Linked DNA regions of Homo sapiens: region 1 is linked to region 2. Evidence: chromatin contacts called from ENCODE Hi-C or POLR2A ChIA-PET data. All regions are on one chromosome and are shown on one strand. Each heading gives the region's core, a stretch centred on a gene start or an enhancer-like site at or near the end of the contact. The rest is flanking DNA. Distances are from core to core; before and after follow the strand shown.

Evidence for each region. A loop is a pair of places that touch in the nucleus more often than their neighbours do. ChIA-PET counts read pairs that join two places held with the same protein, here RNA polymerase II (POLR2A). Pooled maps may share reads with other maps.
Region 1: a pooled map of gastrocnemius medialis shows a loop between it and region 2 (6-fold over the local background). The contact joins two enhancer-like sites. A Hi-C loop is called at or near these places in 5 of 50 pooled maps. POLR2A ChIA-PET finds 5 or more read pairs at or near these places in 4 of 52 experiments (AG04449, OCI-LY7, SK-N-SH and 1 more).

Annotation. Positions count from the first base shown.
Region 1 is chr12:93,741,101-93,743,800 of GRCh38, forward strand. The region is part of intron 2 of CRADD (CARD and death domain containing adaptor protein); the gene reads left to right. Among named protein-coding and RNA genes, the nearest start is that of CRADD-AS1, 4.6 kb to the left of the region's middle. RefSeq lists enhancers at 218-1,174, 1,175-2,131 and silencers at 1,218-1,387, 1,418-1,507. Within about 2 kb of position 1,256, at least 32 of the 41 ENCODE cell types and tissues checked have a DNase peak (open chromatin) inside an H3K27ac peak, as active enhancers do.
Region 2 is chr12:93,893,279-93,895,978 of GRCh38, forward strand. LOC105369911 (a long non-coding RNA gene) reads right to left here. Exons shown (of 3, transcript NR_135017.1): 3 at 1,687-2,087. It also overlaps a transcript of CRADD not described here. Among named protein-coding and RNA genes, the nearest start is that of CRADD-AS1, 160 kb to the left of the region's middle. Within about 2 kb of position 1,378, at least 21 of the 41 ENCODE cell types and tissues checked have a DNase peak (open chromatin) inside an H3K27ac peak, as active enhancers do.

The DNA.
Region 1 (2,700 bases), core at 6-2,505, 150 kb before region 2:
GATAGATTTTGTGTATCTCTTGTGTGTCATTAGAACAGAAATATTTAGGGCTGCTAACTCCCGGAGTTGTGTACTTACCCTTATTACAGATGCAATGATTTTGTCTGACTGCATTGCTTTAAGATGAGTTTTATTGCTTTCATGCTTAGGCAAGGATATTTAATTTTATTTGTGTTTAGAGTATCTTGTTGTAATATACTTCTCCCCCATCTTGTGCTCCTAAATTTGGGATAAGCATAGAATCCTTTTAAGAATGTAGGTTATTTTCCAGTTTACTAGAAAGCATGACACATATAAATTAGCGACTAAGGATTATAGCGTCCTTTCCTAAAGGTTATCATGAAAAAAAGTTAAAATGTCAAAGAAGATCCTACTCCAGTAAAAACAATTTACTCTGTAAAATCCTGATACCTCATAGGAAGCTTTGGATCTTGTTCTCAGCTACCAAAATTCTTTAAATATGAAAGTTAACATGACAGGAAAGTGGAATACACTCTGTGCTGAAGACCCACTGTTCAAGGTGTGTGGTTATTAATCTGGGTTTGAATTTACAAATTATATGGTCTGATTAATTTGTAGATAGGGGTCGGTGGAGGTTAGACGATGGGCTTTAGAACAAAGAGGCTGATAAAATACTACTCACAAGCCTTTCTGCTTGTTTGTGACTCTCTGGAAATGCCATTAGATAGTTCTCATAGCTATGGTCAAAATAAGTAGGCTTAGAAATAAAAGACATTTTCTCCCCTGTAAAAGGAGGCGGCTGGCCTGTGCTCTTTCTAGGCTCTTCCCAGAGACAGCAACCTCGGCTTCTGAACCCTTAGTGCTCATTCTATGCTCCACCGCGTCTCCTCTACACGCCATGATCTTTGTTATCTGATTTGCTAGCCATTGTTATGGAAAGTTCTCGACTGTAATGCAAAAAGCTCAGCCTTGGGTCCTTGCTAATGTCAGCAACCCAAAGGCGCCCCTCAAACCACCTCGAAAAGAAAAATCCTTTAAAAGATGTCAAACTCTCCTTTCATGTTAGCCCAAAATGAAGTTCCCGAGCAGCATCTGGCAGAGCAGGGTAATTCAATCTATTTTAATGCAAAGATTTTCCAAGAAGGCAGGAAGCCGTCAAGGAGAAGGCTTTGAGGCATCTGCTGTTTTGTTTCCAGATCCCTTGTGTTAATTTAATGTTTCTAGGGAACCCGGCTCTTTCTTTTTTCTCGGAATCCCTGCTCTAGGAACTGGTGAGTGCGGGGGCGCTGTGGGAGCTGCAGATAAGCCAGCGCTTGGCCGGGCACCCGCGGGCCGCGCAGCGGGGCAGGGAGGCGCGCGGCCCCAGCCGCCCTAGGGCGCCGGCTGCCTCTGCGGGCCCCGGCTGCCCAGCCCAGCGCGGGGAGGCGGCGCCGACTGCCGGGGGGCGCCTGCAAGACCTGTTTATTTGCATTTGTCCAATTTGGCTCAAGTGAAAGGTAAATACGGAGCGATCAGCTTGTCCTCACTCCAGCAAAACCAGGGAAACTCAGCTCCATCTCCAGGAAACAAACCCAACCCAAACCTGAGTGAAACGTAAATCTTGCATAAACAAACACGTTCTTTTGCTTCTGGGAAGGAACACCGGAGAAATGGGCATTCCTTCCGACTGCCCGCCTCCCACTGTCGGTAAAAATGAGCCGTCACAGGTTGCCGGCAATTTCTTGTTGTGTCCCGAGCCATTCCGCGGATCTTGTTTTGAAGGGGCGAGTCAGGTGTTTGTGCGGCTCCAGATCCTGAACAGGTTATGCGCTGGGTCCTTCCTTATCAGGAGGGGGGTCAGGCTGCCCTCCCATTCTCATCTTCCGCCCCAGACCAGAGGCTACACCAAAGTTCACTTTTGAAAAGAAATCCTGCAGAATTAAAAATAAATGTCTGCCCTTTAAAATAGTTTCGTTTTAGTATTATGCATATTTCTGTTTAGGAACTTGTAATGCTAATAATTTATGTTGCTATGACAATTGTCCTGCATACCTAATATTAAATTTAATGAATTAATGTGGCGTATAGAGTAATAGTAACTTAACTAGTACTCCGATAATGCCAGTATTCCCTGTGTTACTAAGTTAATGGAATCAGAATTTTGGAGTTACAATATAGAGGTTTTTTAGGCCAATTTTTCTATGGGATTCTAGGGATCTTTTTATAACATTTCTGCTTTTCGAAGCAGTCTATACCATTGCTGGAGAGCCGTAATTACTAGGATGCTATTTCTTTTTGTTTGTTTGTTTGAGACAGGGTCTTGCTCTGTCATCCAGGCCGGAGTGCAGTGGGTCCAACTCAGTTCACTGCAACCACCACCTCCTAGGCTTAAGCGATCCTCCCACTTCAGCCTCCCCAGCACCTGGGACCACAGGCCCTCGTCACCGTCTGGTTAAGTTTTGTATTTTTTAGTAAAGATTTGGTTTCGCCATGTTGCCCAGGCTGGTCTCGAATAGAACATTATTCCTTATAGTAAGCTGAATTCCCTGTGTAATTATTCTTACTGTCCCTTCAATAATAAAAGCCTAAAATTATTCTTACTCATATATTTTAGTGAGGGTGGTGCATGCTTGAAGACCGTGATGAGTGTTCTCTTCTTATATTCAGGGCAACTATGATCACATATTGGGCTCCAGATCCTTGCTTTATGCATCTTCTTTTGAATTGTTTAGAAACAATGGCAAAATTTCCAATTTCAAG
Region 2 (2,700 bases), core at 128-2,627:
TTTTGTTACTAACTATAAAGAAAAGGATGCTAATTTTGTGAATAAAATAGAGGGGCATTCCCTTCCCTCATTACTTTCTGTTTGTTCATTGGACGGACACAATTCCTAGGGTGTTGATTTAAAAAAAAAAAATTGAAGCCTCTTTCAAGGAAGACTAGGGGAAATCATGTACATTAACCTCAGGCAGACACGGCATACTTATTCTTGTTAGAAGTCAGAAGAAAAAAAATAAAGAGAAAAGCTTTCTAAAGCATTTGTTTGTTTTAATTTAAGAGTCACGGGGAATTTTATAAATACTCGGCTAAATTCTTCAAAGGGAGCCATGTTCTTTAAATTTAAGCACTAGGCTGGGCGCAGTGGCTCATGCCTGTAATCCCAACACTTTGGGAGGCTGAGATGGGCCGATCACCTGAGGTCAGGAGTTCAGGACCAGCCTGGCCAACATGATGAAATCCTGTCTCTACTAACAATACAAAAATTAGCCAGGCGCGGTAGCATGTGCCTGTAATCCGAGCTACTCTGGAGGCTGAGGCAGGAGAATCACCTGAACCTGGGAGGCAGAGGTAGCAGTGAACCACACCACTGCACTCCAGCCTGGGCGACAGAGCAAGACTCCATCTCAAAAAAGAAAAAAAAAAAAATAAGCACTAGATCATCTATTCCTACGTTGTTTGACCTAGAGCTTAAATACATCTCAAAGTGCACCACACACATTAGCTCAGCTGATCGCCATACTCCCTTGATTTGACCTTCTCTTTCTTCTCATTTTAGAGATGAGGAAACTGAGGCCAAAGGATTCTGTTACTTGCCTGGCTTCACAGCTCACCTGGAGATTCTGAACTGGCATCTTCCTCTCTCTGCCATCACCCCAGACCCTACCCTCTTTCCTCTACACCAGTGGTTCTCAATCAAGGGCGATTTTGCCTTCCAGGGGACATTTGACAATGTCTGGAGGCGTTTTTGGTTGTCACAATTCTGTGTATGTGTGTGGGTGGGCGGGGGGCAGGGGATTATGTTGGCATCTAGTGAGTAGATAACAGAGATGCTGCTAAACCTACAATGCTCAGATGGCCCCTAACAAAGAAGTATGTTGTCCAAAATGTCAATGGTGCAGAGGGTGAGAAGCCCTGGTCTATACAGAGCTCAGCAGTCCAGAGCAATTGCAACCTCTGGGAGTTGCCAAGAGCTCCTCTGCCCAGCAACAGGCTTGGCCTCTCTCCTGTGGCTGCCACAAGAGTTAAAGCCACTGTCTGGAATGCCCTTTGGCAGTGGCCAAGTGTCCCCTGCAGAACTGACTGCGGGACATGCGGTGCATCAGCCGGAGCTGATGTGTTTTGTAATTTATAGTCACAGGGCGCCTGTCTTCATTTAGCAGTAGGCCTGCTGGCAGCTTCCCTGCCAGGGAGGAAGCAAGTTCCACAGAGGCCCACAGCCCCCGCCAGCTGCCGGCCCGTGGTATTTGGGGACGGCTGTTGCTCAGAGACACCTGGGAATAGGCCGGGGCCGAGATGGCGCTGAGCACTCGGTCTCCCCTTCAGACCCATCCATCAGCAGCGGTCCCTGCCAGAAGATGGCCTATTGAACATTTCCAGAAATAGCACAGCCAAGCCCGTCAACTGCTTTCTTGGAAATACATTCAATAAGGATGGCGGTCCTCCAGCAGGGAGAGCAGAAAGCCTGGCCTGGATCAGTCTGCTGAGAAACAGCAATGCCTGGCTACAGGCCATGTCGGTGCCTTGGGAAAGGGGAGCGGTTCTCATGGGACTTCCCAAGCCCTGCAGCCTCTGAAGTCACTTCAAAATGTTCTCAGTATGGAGGGAGAGAGTCACACCTTGCAGAAGGCCTTAGGCCCTGCCGACTTCTTCTAACTCAGTGACCTGCACATCTTGCTGTGTTCGTTCAGACACCCCGCAGACAGGAAGGCGATTCAGGCTTGGAGGCAAGGTATTAACTGTCAGCAGAGAGAGACCTCTGCATCATCTGGGGAACGTTTATTGCAGTCCCTCCTCTTGTGAGCTTCACTCCCAAGTAGAACCAAAGGAGCATCAGCAGGGGGAGTATTTTCTTCCCCAATCCTTCGGTCATTCCTGAGGTACAGGAAATACAAGGCAAAGATGTCATATTGAAAGAAAAGCTTATAATTTCTACTCCTCCCCTCCCCACTTCCCACAGAATTAACTTTCCCTTAACTTCCCTAACAGGGGCCTGACATTGCGGTTTGAATTCAGCCACCCTGGGAATCTGCACCCTGAGCTTTCTCCAATTTCTGGGATGGCACAGTGATGGCAGGGCTTAAGAGTGCCTCAAGAAGGCCAGCTGCCTTTAAAAACAAGCTCCTGGAAGATGTAGGTGTCACATAAAAGCAAGAGACCAAAAACTCTCTGCAATTTGGGGTGTTCAGGAAATGTTGATTGATCACATTTTTTAAATTATAAGAGACTGCTGGACATGGTGGCTCACTCCTGTAATCCCAGCACTTCAGGAGGCCCAAGTGAGAGGATTGCTTGAGCCCAAAAGTTCAAGACCAGCCTGGGCAACATGGCAAAACCTCACCTCTACAAAAAATCTAAAAATTAGCCAGGTGTGGTGGTGCACACCTATAATCCCAGCTACTTGGGAGGCTGTGTGGGAGGATTCCTTGAGCCCAGGAGACTGAGGCTGCAGTGAGCCATGATAGTGCCACTGCACTCCAGCCTGGGT